Regions from separate parts of the Homo sapiens genome. Here region 1 is linked to region 2. The links are chromatin contacts, found by Hi-C or POLR2A ChIA-PET in ENCODE. All regions are on one chromosome and are shown on one strand. The core of a region is the stretch at or near the end of the contact, and the rest is flanking DNA. Distances in the headings are between cores, read along the strand shown.

The links. A loop is a pair of places that touch in the nucleus more often than their neighbours do. ChIA-PET counts read pairs that join two places held with the same protein, here RNA polymerase II (POLR2A). Pooled maps may share reads with other maps.
Region 1: a map with no recorded cell type shows a loop between it and region 2 (10-fold over the local background). The contact joins two enhancer-like sites. A Hi-C loop is called at or near these places in 2 of 168 maps with a recorded cell type or tissue (endothelial cell of hepatic sinusoid and natural killer cell), 2 of 37 single-sample maps with no recorded cell type and 8 of 50 pooled maps. POLR2A ChIA-PET finds 5 or more read pairs at or near these places in 1 of 52 experiments (naive thymus-derived CD8-positive, alpha-beta T cell).

The regions. Positions count from the first base shown.
Region 1 is chrX:40,264,636-40,270,909 of GRCh38, forward strand. All of the region lies in intron 1 of LINC03099 (long intergenic non-protein coding RNA 3099), which reads left to right. Among named protein-coding and RNA genes, the nearest start is that of LINC03099, 4.9 kb to the left of the region's middle. RefSeq lists enhancers at 3,196-3,295, 3,326-3,375. Within about 2 kb of position 2,541, at least 26 of the 41 ENCODE cell types and tissues checked have a DNase peak (open chromatin) inside an H3K27ac peak, as active enhancers do.
Region 2 is chrX:39,851,471-39,858,234 of GRCh38, forward strand. No RefSeq gene overlaps it. Among named protein-coding and RNA genes, the nearest start is that of MIR1587, 17 kb to the left of the region's middle. RefSeq lists enhancers at 1,845-2,139, 3,888-4,007, 4,278-4,357, 6,459-6,764. Within about 2 kb of position 4,386, at least 10 of the 41 ENCODE cell types and tissues checked have a DNase peak (open chromatin) inside an H3K27ac peak, as active enhancers do.

The sequences.
Region 1 (6,274 bases), core at 1,291-3,790, 410 kb after region 2:
TGTGTTAAATCTCTTCTTGCTTAAAATAGCTGGAGAGGTTCTCTCTTCCCTGCAATTGAACTCCAACTGCTGTCAGGGTAACCCCCATTTGCTCATTGATGGAATGAAATGAGATGGTAAAGCCCTTTATGTATGCTAGGTGTTTTTCTTTTTCTTTTTTCTTTTTGAGGCGGAGTCTCGCTCTGTCGCCCAGGCTGGAGTGCAGTGGCACTATCTCGGCTCACTGCAAGCTCCACCTCCTGGGTTTAGGCCATTCTCCTGCCTCAGCCTCCCGAGTAGCTGGGACTACAAGCGCCCACCACCACGCCCGGCTAATTTTTTGTATTTTTAGTAGAGACTGGGTTTCACTGTACTAGCCAGGATGGTCTCAATCTCCTGACCTCGTGATCTGCCCGCCTCGGCCTCCCAAAGTGCTGGGATTACAGGCGTGAGCCACGGCGCCCGGTCTGCTAGGTGTTTTACAAAAACGGGTCTCTTTTTTCAGAGGTGACTAAATGTGATAGAAACCCTGTGACAAGCCACCCTAATTTGTACAAGCTCTCAGCCAGTTGTTTTACATACAGTTGTTGGGGCAGGAAACAACCTGAAAGAATTCAGATTGAGTGGGTCGCCTGCTTTCAAAGGCTCATCAGGTCCTTGTACTTATTCAGGGGGAGTTCTGCCTCCCTGCCTACCATTAGAGCAATGACTGGCACCACAGGCATGGCACAGGCAGCTGGGAAAGGTGACAGGCTTCCTGGTGTGAGCCCAGAAGGTCAGCTGCCAGAGATCCTCCCCCGTCTGTGACTGTGCTCCACCATGATCGTTACTAGTTCGTGTTGAAGTGCACTGTTTAGGCTGGGCGTGGTAGCTCATGCCTGTAATCCCAGTACTTTGGGAGGCCGAGGTGGGTGGATCACTTGAGGTCAGGAGTTCCAGACCAGCCTGGCCAACATGGTGAAACCCCGTCTCTACTAAAAATACAAAAATTAGCTGGGTGCGATGGCTCACACCTATAATCCCAGCACTTTAGGAGGCAGAGGCAGGCAGATTACTTGAGGCCAAGAGTTCGAGACCAGCCTGGCCAACATGGTGAAACCCTGTCTATACTAAAAATACAAAAATTAGCAGGGGTGGTGTCATGCGCCTGTAGTCCCAGCTACTCAGAAGGCTGAGGCAAGAGAATTGCTTGAACCCGGCAGGCGGAGGTTGCAGGGATTGCGCCACTGTACTCCAGCCTGGGCAACAGAGCGAGACTCCGTCCCCGCCCCCCCCAAAAAAATTTAGCTGGGCGTGGTGGCGTGCACCTCTAATCTCAGCTACTTGGGAGGCTGAGGCAGGAGAATCGCTTAAACTCGGGAAGCGGAAGTTGCAGTGAGCAGAGATGGTGCCACTGCACTCCAGCCTGGGTGACAAAGCAAGACTCTGTCTCAAAAAAAAAAAAAAAAAAGCACGTTGTTTAATTCCTGACTCCTCCCCCAGTTAATCTCCACTTGATATTTACAAAACCTTCCCTTCCCCTCCCATGAAGAACAGGCTGACAAAGGATCTTGCTTTCTGTGGTGAAGAATGTTCTCATGGCCATGGCATTGGCCGCCTGAGTTAAGAGTTTCGAGAGAAAACAACTGAGAGGATGTAAATTGTACAGGGACAGGTTGCTTGGGGAGAAGTTCAAAAGACAAGGCTGGGCTTGGAGGACTGGGCCACCCGTGCAGAAGGGCGCTGGGTGCCGTGAAAGGAGAGGAACAGAACTGGAGAAAGGGTGTGAAAGTAAAGGGGGGATCTTGGAAAGCCCCCCCCACCCTGTTCAGTGGACAGAATGCTTCTCTCCCCTCATAGATCCAACTCCCTCATCTTCCCATCTCACCCTCTTGCTGTCATTCGATTTTCTGCCACAAAATGGGGACCCTCTGTGGAGTGAGGAACCAGGCAGGTGGCCCAGGGGGCCGCCAAGCTGGGTGGAAGCTGGTCTGGGGTTGGCTGCCAGAACAATCCAGGCTCCACTCCAGCCCATCAGGGGGCTTGAGGCTGGGTGGGTGAGATAAACTGTTTCAGTGGTTTTCAGGAGCCCTAATCAATTGCGAGGCAGAGCAAAGCCCTCTGCGGACAGATAAAGCCAGTCCTGCGTCGGTGCCCAGTTGGAGTTTGTGTGGTTTGAACTTTTGTGTGGTTTGGACAAGTTCGCCGGGTTTTGCTGGGGCGGTTTATTCTGTTTCCAAACTGCAGTAGAGGGAGGCAAACGGCCCTTGGACCCTACAAGCCACTCCTGAAATACGATAGGTGGCCTGTCCTCTCTCCCGCATGGTCCCAAAGGCTCAGGGAAGAGAGGCAGGGCAGGTGCGGGCCATACCCCGCCCTCCTGGTTCCCGCCGGTGGCTCCGGGTGTAGACATTTCTAGAAACGCTCCCCTGCCCAAGGCTGGCTAGACCTTCGCGTTGGGGAGCTGAGCTGCTGCAGGTTTGATTGTCTTCCCCTGCTTCCAAACTAGAAAGACGAATGCCCACTTTCGGATTCCATCTTCTGCCGCGGACGCATCCGGGACGCGCAGCCGCCCGGCGCAGAGGAAGCCCGGGACGCTGGGGACACCGCCTGGAGCCTCCGCGCATAGCACCGGGGCGTTTTTTCCTTCCAGCTGGAGGCTTCCCATTTAACCTCTAAGGTGCCAGAAGATCCGGATCCCTCGCGGGCAGGCCTTTGGCTGGCTCCGGGCTAGGCTGGGACCCCAGATCCCAGTGCCGCTGGCGAGCACTCGGCGTGCAGATGTCTGGGGGGCTGTGCGCGGGAGAGGAAGTCTGCCCAACGAGGTGGACGGACACTGGGCCCGCGGGGACCCATCTGACAACGCCCGGTCCCCAGGGAAGCCTGTGCGAGCCTGCGGGGGACCAGGGCAAAATAGAATCAGGAACATGTGTTGTTTGGGAGGGAAGCTGGGGCGCATGGCATGTCTCAATAGTGCTGGCACCCTCCAGGGACCTTCCTGCTTCCACAGAAGGTGGGGACGGGGAGGCGAGCATGGAGAGAGAGAAAGGGAAGTGGGAAGAAATTGGTCACGGAGGAAGCTATTTTTATGCTTTGCTACAGCTGCGTGCGTTTCTCTGACCAACTAGGCAGCGAAAATTAGACCGGCTCCGGCTGAAAACAGGCCCTAAACTTCACGGGGGTTGGGGGTAGTGGGACACGCGCAGGAAAGGGAAGGAGAGGGGGAAATCCCCATGGATCTGGCAAACCCCAGTGTCCCGGAAGCTGTCAATGCGCAGAGAACAAGCTCCCCTGCCCTCCCCGACTCCAGATGCCTCAACCTTCACCTTGGATGTCAGAGGCATCCTTTCCCCTCTGTGTGACATCTTGGGCATGACACAGCCAAGACTGAGGGTTAGTTCATCAGTGTCTTCTGCTTTTAGGCCTCAGAGGACTTATCCTTTTTGGCAGGGGACCAGACCTCCTGGGTGGCCTCCATCACCACTAAGTCACTTGGGCACCTGGAGAAATGGCAAAGGTCCCAAACAGGAAACCAAGATTGGGAAGTGAGGGCCCTAGAATTAGAATCTTTTGGGGTCTATGATTGTCTAGGTCAGCAGTTCCCAAAGTGTGGTCTGAGGATCCCTGTGGTTCCCTGAGCCCTTTTCAGACTGTCCTTTTCTAACTGCAAAGCTCCATTAGGCTGGATTTTCTTCAACCAAAACAATGTATCACAACGCATTGGATGCCCAAGCCCCTATGAGGAAGCAGCTGTTTTCAATTAAGCCAGATATTAAAGAGGTTTGCAAAAATGTAAAAACGATGCCACTTTTCTCCCTAAACTTTTTTGTTTGTTTTGGAAAATACGGTTATTTTTTAATAAAATTGTGCTATCGATGTTACCATGTATTTTATCCATTGCTGTGTAACAAGTTACCCCCAAAACTTAGTGGCTGAAAACAACAGACATTTATTATCTCACACAGTTTCTGTGGGTCAGGAATCTGGGAGCAGCTTAGCTGGGTGGTTCTGGCTCAGGGTCTCTTAGGAGACTAATCAGGGTGTGTTCCAGGGGTAGGAGCATCTCAAAGCTCAGCCGGGGAAAGATCCACCTCCAGACTCACTCATGTGGCTGCTGGCAGGCCTGGGTTTCTTGCCACGAGGCCCTCTCCACAGGGCTGCCTCGTGACAAGGCAGCTGGCTCCTCCTAGAGAGAGAAAAGAGGGCACCCAAGACAGAAGGCACAGTCTTTTTGTAATCCAATTTTGGAAGCCACATCCCTATAGGACAATAGATCTATTAGGAGTGAGTCTGTAAGTCCAGCTAGCGTTCAAGGGGAGGGAATTACTCAAGGGTGTGGGTGACAGAAGGTGGGAATTACTGGGCACCATCTTAGAGGCTGCCCACCACACATGTAATATATTCATAATTGTTATTTTTAGATCAATTAATATATAAATATTAAAAATGTTCCTTTTTTCATTTTTAATGTGGGAAATACTGACAAGACCAATATAACCAAAAGCATTTTGGAGTCCTCAATAATAAATAAAAAAGTCAAGGAGTCCCAAGACCTAAAGGTTTGAGAACTGCTGGTCTAGGTTTGTGGTATTTACAGGAGAAGTACCTTGGTACTATGTGGGGGCCAATCCATCCACCCACCCATCCACCCATCCACCCATCCACCCATCCGTTCATCCATCCATCCATCCCTCCATCCTTGCATCCATCTCAGCTATCCACCCATACATGCAATCAAAATATTCCAACTACTGGGCTAGGGCTGGTGCTTTAACAGTAAATAAGACCGCCAGTGATTGTCCTATGGAGCTATAACATGTTAACAGATGACACAATTAACAAATAAATAAGATAAATTTTAAAACAGTAACTTCAAGTTGTGATAAGTTGGGCCCCCAAAGCCTAGACCCTAGAGAAGCAGGTACTCTTGAATTGACACCATTTTGGGGGGCATCATAATAGGTGGCCCACACTGGGGGTGAGGTGGGCCCAGACTGCACGGTCCAGGGAGAAGGGAGTATGTCCCAGCTGTGGCCAGATAAGTGTAAAGCCCTAGTGAGCCAGAATAATCTGGTATCTCCCAGGTTCTTCATGCCTAGTTAATTTTTGGCCCCCCACCCACAATGAGTTTTTCATAAAAGTCCAGCTTCCTTTAAGTCTCTGGGCCCCCCACCCACAATGAGTTTTTCATAAAAGTCCAGCTTCCTTTAAGTCTCTAGTCTTCCTTTAAGCCTGGGGGGAAATCATCCAGGTTTGTCCTGGAAGCCAGGGTACTGGTGACTGTGAGACTTAGGGTGAGAGGCTCTCAAATGGAAGATGCAACCCATATGGGCAGAATAACTGGGACTACAGGTGCATTCCACCATGCCTGGATAATTAAAATAATTTTTTTTTTTTGTAGAGACCCAAGGTGGTCTCAAACTCCTGAGCTCAAGTGATCCTCCCATCTCGGCCTCCCAAAGTATTGGGATTACAGGCATGAACCACTGCTCTCCACCTGATAGCATTTTGATAGGAGGAGTAAGGGATAGTCTGGGGCAGAGACAGGCAGCGATCCCAGGCTGGAGACACAAGGAGGCCAGGCTGTGGGACAGGAGAAGCAGGGGTGGGTGGCTGGGATGGGAATAGAGCATAAATGACAAGTAGTGGCTGAGCGCAGTGGCTCAAACCTGTAATCCCAGCACTTTGGGAGGCCAAGGCGGGTGGATCACTTGAGGTCAGGAGTTCAAGACCAGCCTGGCCAACATGGTGTACTAAAAATACAAAAATTAGCCAGGTGTGGTGGTGCACGCCCACACCTGTGATCCCAGCTACTTGGGAGGCTGAGGCAGGAGACTTGCTTGAATTCAGGAGGTGGAGGCTGCAGTGAGCCGAGATCACCCCATTGCACTCCAGCTTGGGCGACAGAGCGAAACTCTGTCTCAAGGAGAAAAAAAAAAAAGACAAATAGTGACCTTTCCTACTTCAAACCCTTGCCTAGGCCAGCCCTGCTCTGAGCATCAGCTGAAAGACTTTGAGCATTTTTAAAGAGGAAATGTGCCCCCTCCCGCTCCCCTCAACTCGTGGTTTCACAGTGTAAATTGTGCTTCAGAAGGCAGGGCTCACCCCCTCAGGGGACACAGCAGCTTTAATCTGTTACACCTGCTTTTAGTGACCAGGTCCCAGGGCACAGCAGGCTCCAGAAAGACCAGGCCAGGCCTCTTTGGAATGACAGGGGGCAGAGGTGCTTTTTTCTAGGGTGGGTGGGTCTTTGCGGACCAGGCACAATTCTGCTTCCAGAGCAGTCTTCACCATAATGGTCCATTGGTGGCTTCAG
Region 2 (6,764 bases), core at 3,136-5,635:
TTAATTGGGCCTCCTCTCAGCATGGCCGGCTGAGGGTAGTCAGAGTTCTTACATGACAGCTATTCAGGGCTTCAGGGCAGAAGCTGTGTGGCCTTTTATGACCTAGCCCTTTCATTCTCTTAGTTGAAGCTGTCACCAGCGTATCCAGATTCAAGGAGAGAAGGACCCCGCTTCTCATTGGAAGGAGTGTCAGGAAACTTTGGGGTCATGTTTTTGAACCACCCCAAAGGGTGAAAGATTAGAAAGCTCTAATGATGTTACATTCATTCCTTCAACAGAATTTACGTTGAGCATCTACCACATGTTAAGCTCTGGGTTGAGTGATGTGCAGGGATTTAGTGGTGAACAAAATAGACATTGTCTCTGCCCTCATTAAACAAATAGATACACAAACAAATGCATAATTACATATCATGATGAGTGCTATTAAGCTGGGGGTGGGGAGTGCCCTGAGAAAGAACAGGGAGACTTAATTTAGATTGCAAATGTCTTGCATACAAGGTTTTGTGTGCAAGCAGTTTCTTTGGGAGGTGATTCCAGGAAGCATCAGTAGGGCAATGAGGACATGGAGAGAGAGCCAGGGGGGCAGTCAGAGGCCGTATTGATAAGTAGGCTCCCACCCATTTGTCCGCATTTGTTGGGGCAAATGGGGCTGGGTCCTGCAGGATACCCCTGGTTGACAGTGTGGAACACACCTCAGATCATCCCTCCTGAAGGATGAGGAGGCTGGAGCATTTACTTACGGAATCCTAACAGTCAGAGTTGAGGGTGTTAGGGAGGGCTGCCCACTCACGCAGCCAAAGAGAGCCTCAGGCAAAGGACACCAAGTGCTGGCAGAAGCAGCCAAGAGAATGGGGAAGGAGCCTGCCCAGGGGTCAGGGAAGCCCTCCATGAACAAGTGATCTTCTTAAAGAAGGAGTTCAAGGGTCAAGAAGTTAGGATTTCTAGATGGTTCATAGATTTTTCTGTGTTATATGTGGATTTTCACCAAATGCAACCCTAATGCCAGCACTTAGCACAGTGCCTTAGATAGTAATATGGTTTTGGTTTTCTTCCTGTGTAATGATTGTCCCCACTGACCACCCTGCCCCCACCTGCCCCTCTCCTTTGTGACTAATGGAAAACATTGGCAAAATTGCCCACAGGCAGGGAGGCAGGTAGGCAAGGTGGGGAGAGAGTTTTCCCTTTGTGTGAGTTAACTGCCCGGAGTTGCGGGCGTCACACCCCACCACTCTGACCTCAGCTGAGCTTAGTGAGGCAGAGAGGCTAGCCTAGCTTAAGCTGTCACTAAACAATTCTTGGGGGAGATCTTTCATGCCTAGTCAGTTCCTCAGGAGGGGAGTCTGTGTAGAGAAATCCAGTGAGCAGTACCCTTGTTGAGGGATGGTCACATTAGCCAGACACATGGCTCTCTGGTCCCGGCAACCTGAGAGAGATTCCCAGAGACCCCTCGCAGTTCCTCAGCACAAGCTTTGCAACAAGCTTTGCAACACCAGACTCCACGGAACAGCAGGTCTGCGGTGAACTGGAAGAGACGCTACGAAAACACTAATCAGCCACCGCAACTGGGGGGAAAAAAATCAGTGAGCAACTGGAAAAAAAGCATTTTTACAAAGACAGTATAATACTCTTTCATTTTCAAATAGCTAAATAGAATTTCTGTATAATTTTCAAACAGTGTTTGTCTTAATGACTCTTTGAAAGCCTCCTTTTTCCAATTTGACTGCTACTGAATACCAAGTAGATGCCATGCCCTGGGTGAAGCATTTTTTGTAAGGTAAAAATCATAATAATGACTGCCTGTGTAGTGACTTTCAGCGCTTGACACAGTGCGTAGCTAAAGCAGGAACATGGTCCCTAGCCACTTGTCGACATATCTCTTTTTTGTGCACTCTCCTGCCTTTGGATTCTCAGCTGCTCTCCCACCCATCCCCAGGGCTGGCCTAAGTCACCGTCACCCTGAGGACAGCAAAACAGTATGTGGGGGAGGGGCGGGAGAGGGAGAGGAGGGGGAAGAGAGAAAAAGGGAAGGGGAGAAAGGAGAGGAGACAGAAAAGGGCAGGGGAGAGGGGGGAAGAAAAAAGGGAGAGAATGGAGAAGGGGAACAAAATGGAAAGGGGGGAAGAGGAGGGTGGGGAAGGAGAGGAGAAGGGGAGAGGGATGGAAAAGCAGGCAGAGGAGAAGGGAAAAGAGGAAAGGAGAGAAGGGGGAAAGAGAGAAGAGGAAGGGAGGGGAGGGGAGAGAATTCTTCTGGGATGGAAAAGGCAGGAAGTGAAATTCCTAACCCAGTGATAAATAGAATCCCAGCTGCACCAAGAACAGAGCAGTGGTAAAATCATTCAAACTCTGAATTCCTGACAGTGGAAAATAAACTCATCTTTGCTGGTGAATGGAAATTTAGGGAAGGCAACCGGGTGTGCTCTGGATTCCACAGCCCCATCCCTGGTAGAGGGCACAGAAGCATTGGAGGGTTGAGAAAGGGCAACTGGCAGCCTTTGGGCCAAGTTGCTTTAAGTCCAGAGAGGCTGAGAAAAGCAGCTCAATGCTGCAGAAGAGAAGGTGGAAGTTGGAAGTAAGAAAATGAAAGAGCCAGGTGGCCCATGGTGGAGAGGTGCCCAGAGCTGGCGACAGAACCCAAGGAACCCTGGTTCCTGGGGTGACCTTGAGAAAAGACCCGGCCAGTCTTAGACAAGGTGATGAAAGGAAGGAAGAAGGCTACTGAGCTGAAGAGAACAAAAATATTTCCCCAACCCCATCCCGCTGGACAGTGAAGCATCTTCAGGGCCCCTAGCCTGGGTGCCGGACAAAAGACTTGGAGGTACTGGAATATTGGGTCTGTGCCCCAGCCCTATCCGTGCCCAGTGTTGGGCACCCCCAGAGGCTAAGCTTGGCCAAAAGCTCCTCAGGCTTCCTCATCCCACTTGTTCATGGGATGGTTCCACCCATATGAAGAGTAAGGCCTGGGTGGTGCCTCTCCTCCTGACTCCAGCCTCCTTCCCCGGCCCCAGTCCCATCCATACAGGGGTGCTGGCCTGGCCCCCTCTGGTGGGAGGACAGATAAGCAAAGGGGTGGTGGGGACACTCTAGATGCTTCACCCACATCCCCTCGGGCTCCTTCCCCCACCCCATATAGCTTCCCCTCTCCTAATTCCCACAGCCTGTGCCTGGGACTCTTTGCAGGCCCGCCCGGGGCACATCCCCCTCAGAGCCAGAAGTACCCAGGAGTTTCAATCCCCACACTCACGGTAGCTCCTAGCTGGTGCAAGGGAGCATGCAGGTACAGTGCTCTTGCCTGGAGTCAGGACAGGCTCTGAGTTGACACTTGCCCTCCAGAGCTCCTCCTTTGGGAGGTCATGAGGTCATGAGGATGGAGCCCTCATGAAGGGGGTCAGTGCCCTTATAAAAAGCGACCCCAGAGAGCTCTCTCTCCCTGTCTCTGCCATGTGAGGGCACAAGGAAAAGTTGGCAATCTACAGCCCAGAAGAGGGCCCTCCCCCAAACCCGACCGTGCTGGTACCCTGATCTCGGCCTCTCAGCCTCCAGAACCATGAGAAGTACGTGTCTGTGGTTTATCAGCCCCCCCGCGTGTGGTACCGTGTTACAGCAGCCTGGATGGACTAAGACCCTTCTGCAGAGGGACTTTGTCTGAAACTGGCTTCCTCCCCTTCTTGGTCCTGCCCTTCCATACCCTTCCGTGTTTCTTGGGAGCACTTCCTTAATAAATTGCTTCCACACGAATCCGCGTCTCAGAAGCTGCTTCTGAGAAAACCGAAGTGATGGGGCCCCTGGGCTGCACAGTAATAACAGTTGTTACAGACGGCACCTCCTCCAACCCTCAGAACCAGACGGCCACAATGGTATTGACTGCATTGCACAGAGGAGGAAACGGAAACCCAGAGAGCAGAAGGGACTTGCCCAGGATGGTGGAGTTGGTGAGCAGAGCAGCCTACATTAAACCCAGCTCCAAAGCCAGCCCTGGGTCTTTGATGCCCCACAGAAAATACATGGGAGGAGCCCTGCAGCTCCTGAAAGGAGCTAACATCTCCCAAGCCCCACTTCCAGGGGCAATCTGGGGCCAGCCAGGTACTTAGATGGACAGATGACCAAGGAGAGACCACTCAAGCCCTCAGTTTGAGAATGCATTCCTCTGCGTTCACAGGCTTACCTGGAGCCAGTTCCCCAAAGCCCCACTGGACTTTTTAAGCCCCCAGAGGCCTTCAGACAGGAACCCACTGAGTCTTCAAACCCCCAATCTCCATGGGGTTAAAACAATCCCCAAAAGGCAGGACTTACTAGGAGTCGTTCAGAAACTGGCAAAAGCACCCTCTGAATAAATGTTCAGGGTTCCATCCGGAGACGCCCACGGTGACTGATGAGTCATCAGATAGCCAGCTGTCGCCACAGAGTGCTATATATAGAAGCTGGAGGGGTGCCTGGTACCTAAAGAAAGGGGAGGAGCACACACCTAGTAGGTGGGGTCTCAGCTGGGAGGCAGGCCTAGAGCACCTGGAAACTGCACCCTCAGCTCCCTCTGCCCCCCCAGCAAAACAGAATCTGGGTCAGCAATTCCCCGGCACAGAATGCCGCGTGAACTGGAAGCAAGCAGCAACAGGGCCGGACGTGGGCCATGCCAGTGCATTCATGATGATTACTGCTAATGATGGTAATGGGAGAATAATGGCTCAGTGAACTTCCCGCACATCACCTCGTCGTCTTCCCATCAGACATACACACTGAGGACGCGCTTGTATTGCTGCCATTTAGACAGCCGAAACAGAACTTCCAGACCTCAGGCTTGGTAGGCTGGGCCTGTGCTGTCCAGGACAGGGGCCACTAGCCACATGTTTCTACTGAACACTTGAAATGTGGCCCGGCCAAATTGAGATCCTCTGTCAGCATAGAATGCACACCAGACTTTGAAGATTTAGTTTCAAGAAAAGAATGTCAAATACCTTGTCAATAATTTTTTCCTGGTTTCATATTGAAATGATAATATTTTAGATACATCGGGTTGATCAAAATATATGATTAAGTCAATTTCACCTGTTCCTTTTTACCTTTTTAATGTGGCTTCTCGAACATTAAAATTATTAATACATATGTGGCTCACATTTGTGGCTTGCATTATATTTCTATTGGACAGTGCCGGGTTGCAGGCTGGAGGCCAGAACCTTCAGGAAATCCTGGCTATGCCCTCTCCTGACAAATAAAGCCTGCTTCCTGGTTCAAGGCTGAGAGAGGCCAGGGCTGCTCTCCAGACAATGCCAGTGGCCAGCTGCAGCTCCATGTACCGATCACAGAAGGTCCAGGTGACGCACAAAAGCCCCTGAGGGTCTGTGAACCCCAAACTTGTCCCTTATATCTTCTGAAAATGCACAGCTTTCCGGGGGAAAGATGATGAATTCTCCCTGGCCCTGTCTTCTGCCTTCCCCACTTAACCCCCAAGAGAGCTCCATGCTGTGTGATTGCATAATGAGGCCATGGAATAAGGCCACTTCACAAATGAAGCAGCTCTTTCCCTCACATATGCAAACAGCAGAGAGAGGCAAAGGAAAGTAGGGAGATGAGAAACAGAATGAGAAATGCAGACGAGACAGGCAATTCACACCAAGAGAGAGAAACTGTATCCCAGAGACAGACACACAATGTCACACACACTCTGCTCACTGACACCTGGGGGGAGGGGGAGAAGGGTGTGTGTGTGCACGTGTGTGGCGTGTTCATGTGCATGCATGCATGTGTGTGGAGCTAGAGAGCACTAGAGGCCGGGCACGGTGGCTCATGCCTGTAATCCCAGCACTTTGGGAGGCCGAGGTGGGCGGATCACCTGAGGTCAGGAGTTTGAGACCAGCCTGCCCAGCATGGTGAAACCCTGTCTCTACTAAAAATATGAAAATTAGCCAGGTATAGTGGCGTGTGCCTGTAATCCCAGCTACTCGGGAGGCTAAGGCAGGAGAATCGCTTGAACCCGTGAGGCAGAGGTTGCGGTGAACCGAGGTCACGCCACTGCACTCCAGCCTGGGCGACACAGTGAGACTCTTTCTCAAAAAAAAAAAAAAAAAAAACAAAAAAACAAGAGAGCACTAGAGAAAGGTTCTAGAACGAGGCAAATCGAACAGAACAGGGAAGAGATGAGCACAGGAGGCGAAAAGAAATGGAGGTTCGGGGAGTTGACAGCCTCCATTTTGTAGCAAGGCCTGCCCTTTCTTTCTATGTCAGTTTAAATTATTTACATCAGGACAATGGAAAGAATATAGATAGCAAAATAAAAAATGCGTCGGGGCCAGGCAGGCCCAGGATTCATGTGTGGTGGAAACAGAGTCCAGGGAGGAGGAAGGGCTGCCCGCCCTGCACCCAGGAGTGGGCTGGGCTTTGGGTGGCTGCAGTCAGGGCTGCTTTTCCAGTCACTCAGTACCTACATCAAGTCCAGAGTGTTGACAGAGCTGGAGCCAAACTGCACACCCCCAGGGGCAGACCTGGGACATTTAGGGAGCTGTGTGAGTCAGACAAGGCCTGGGGACACCCACAGACCACAACCCCTCTGGGGCCAGGCTGAGGGCTGCCTGGTGTTCGCCTGCTCCCAGAGAGGCTGACACTTTGTGCCAGCCTCCTGCCTATCCTGAGCTGACCCTTCACTGGCAAGTCCAGGGTCCCGTGGGTGACCATCAGTTAATCAAATCAAAGCAGCCTTCTGTGCTGCCAGGACAGGATGGGGAGAGGTTCTCCCTCCCCTTCCTAGGTAATTAGGAAGTGACTTCTGGAGG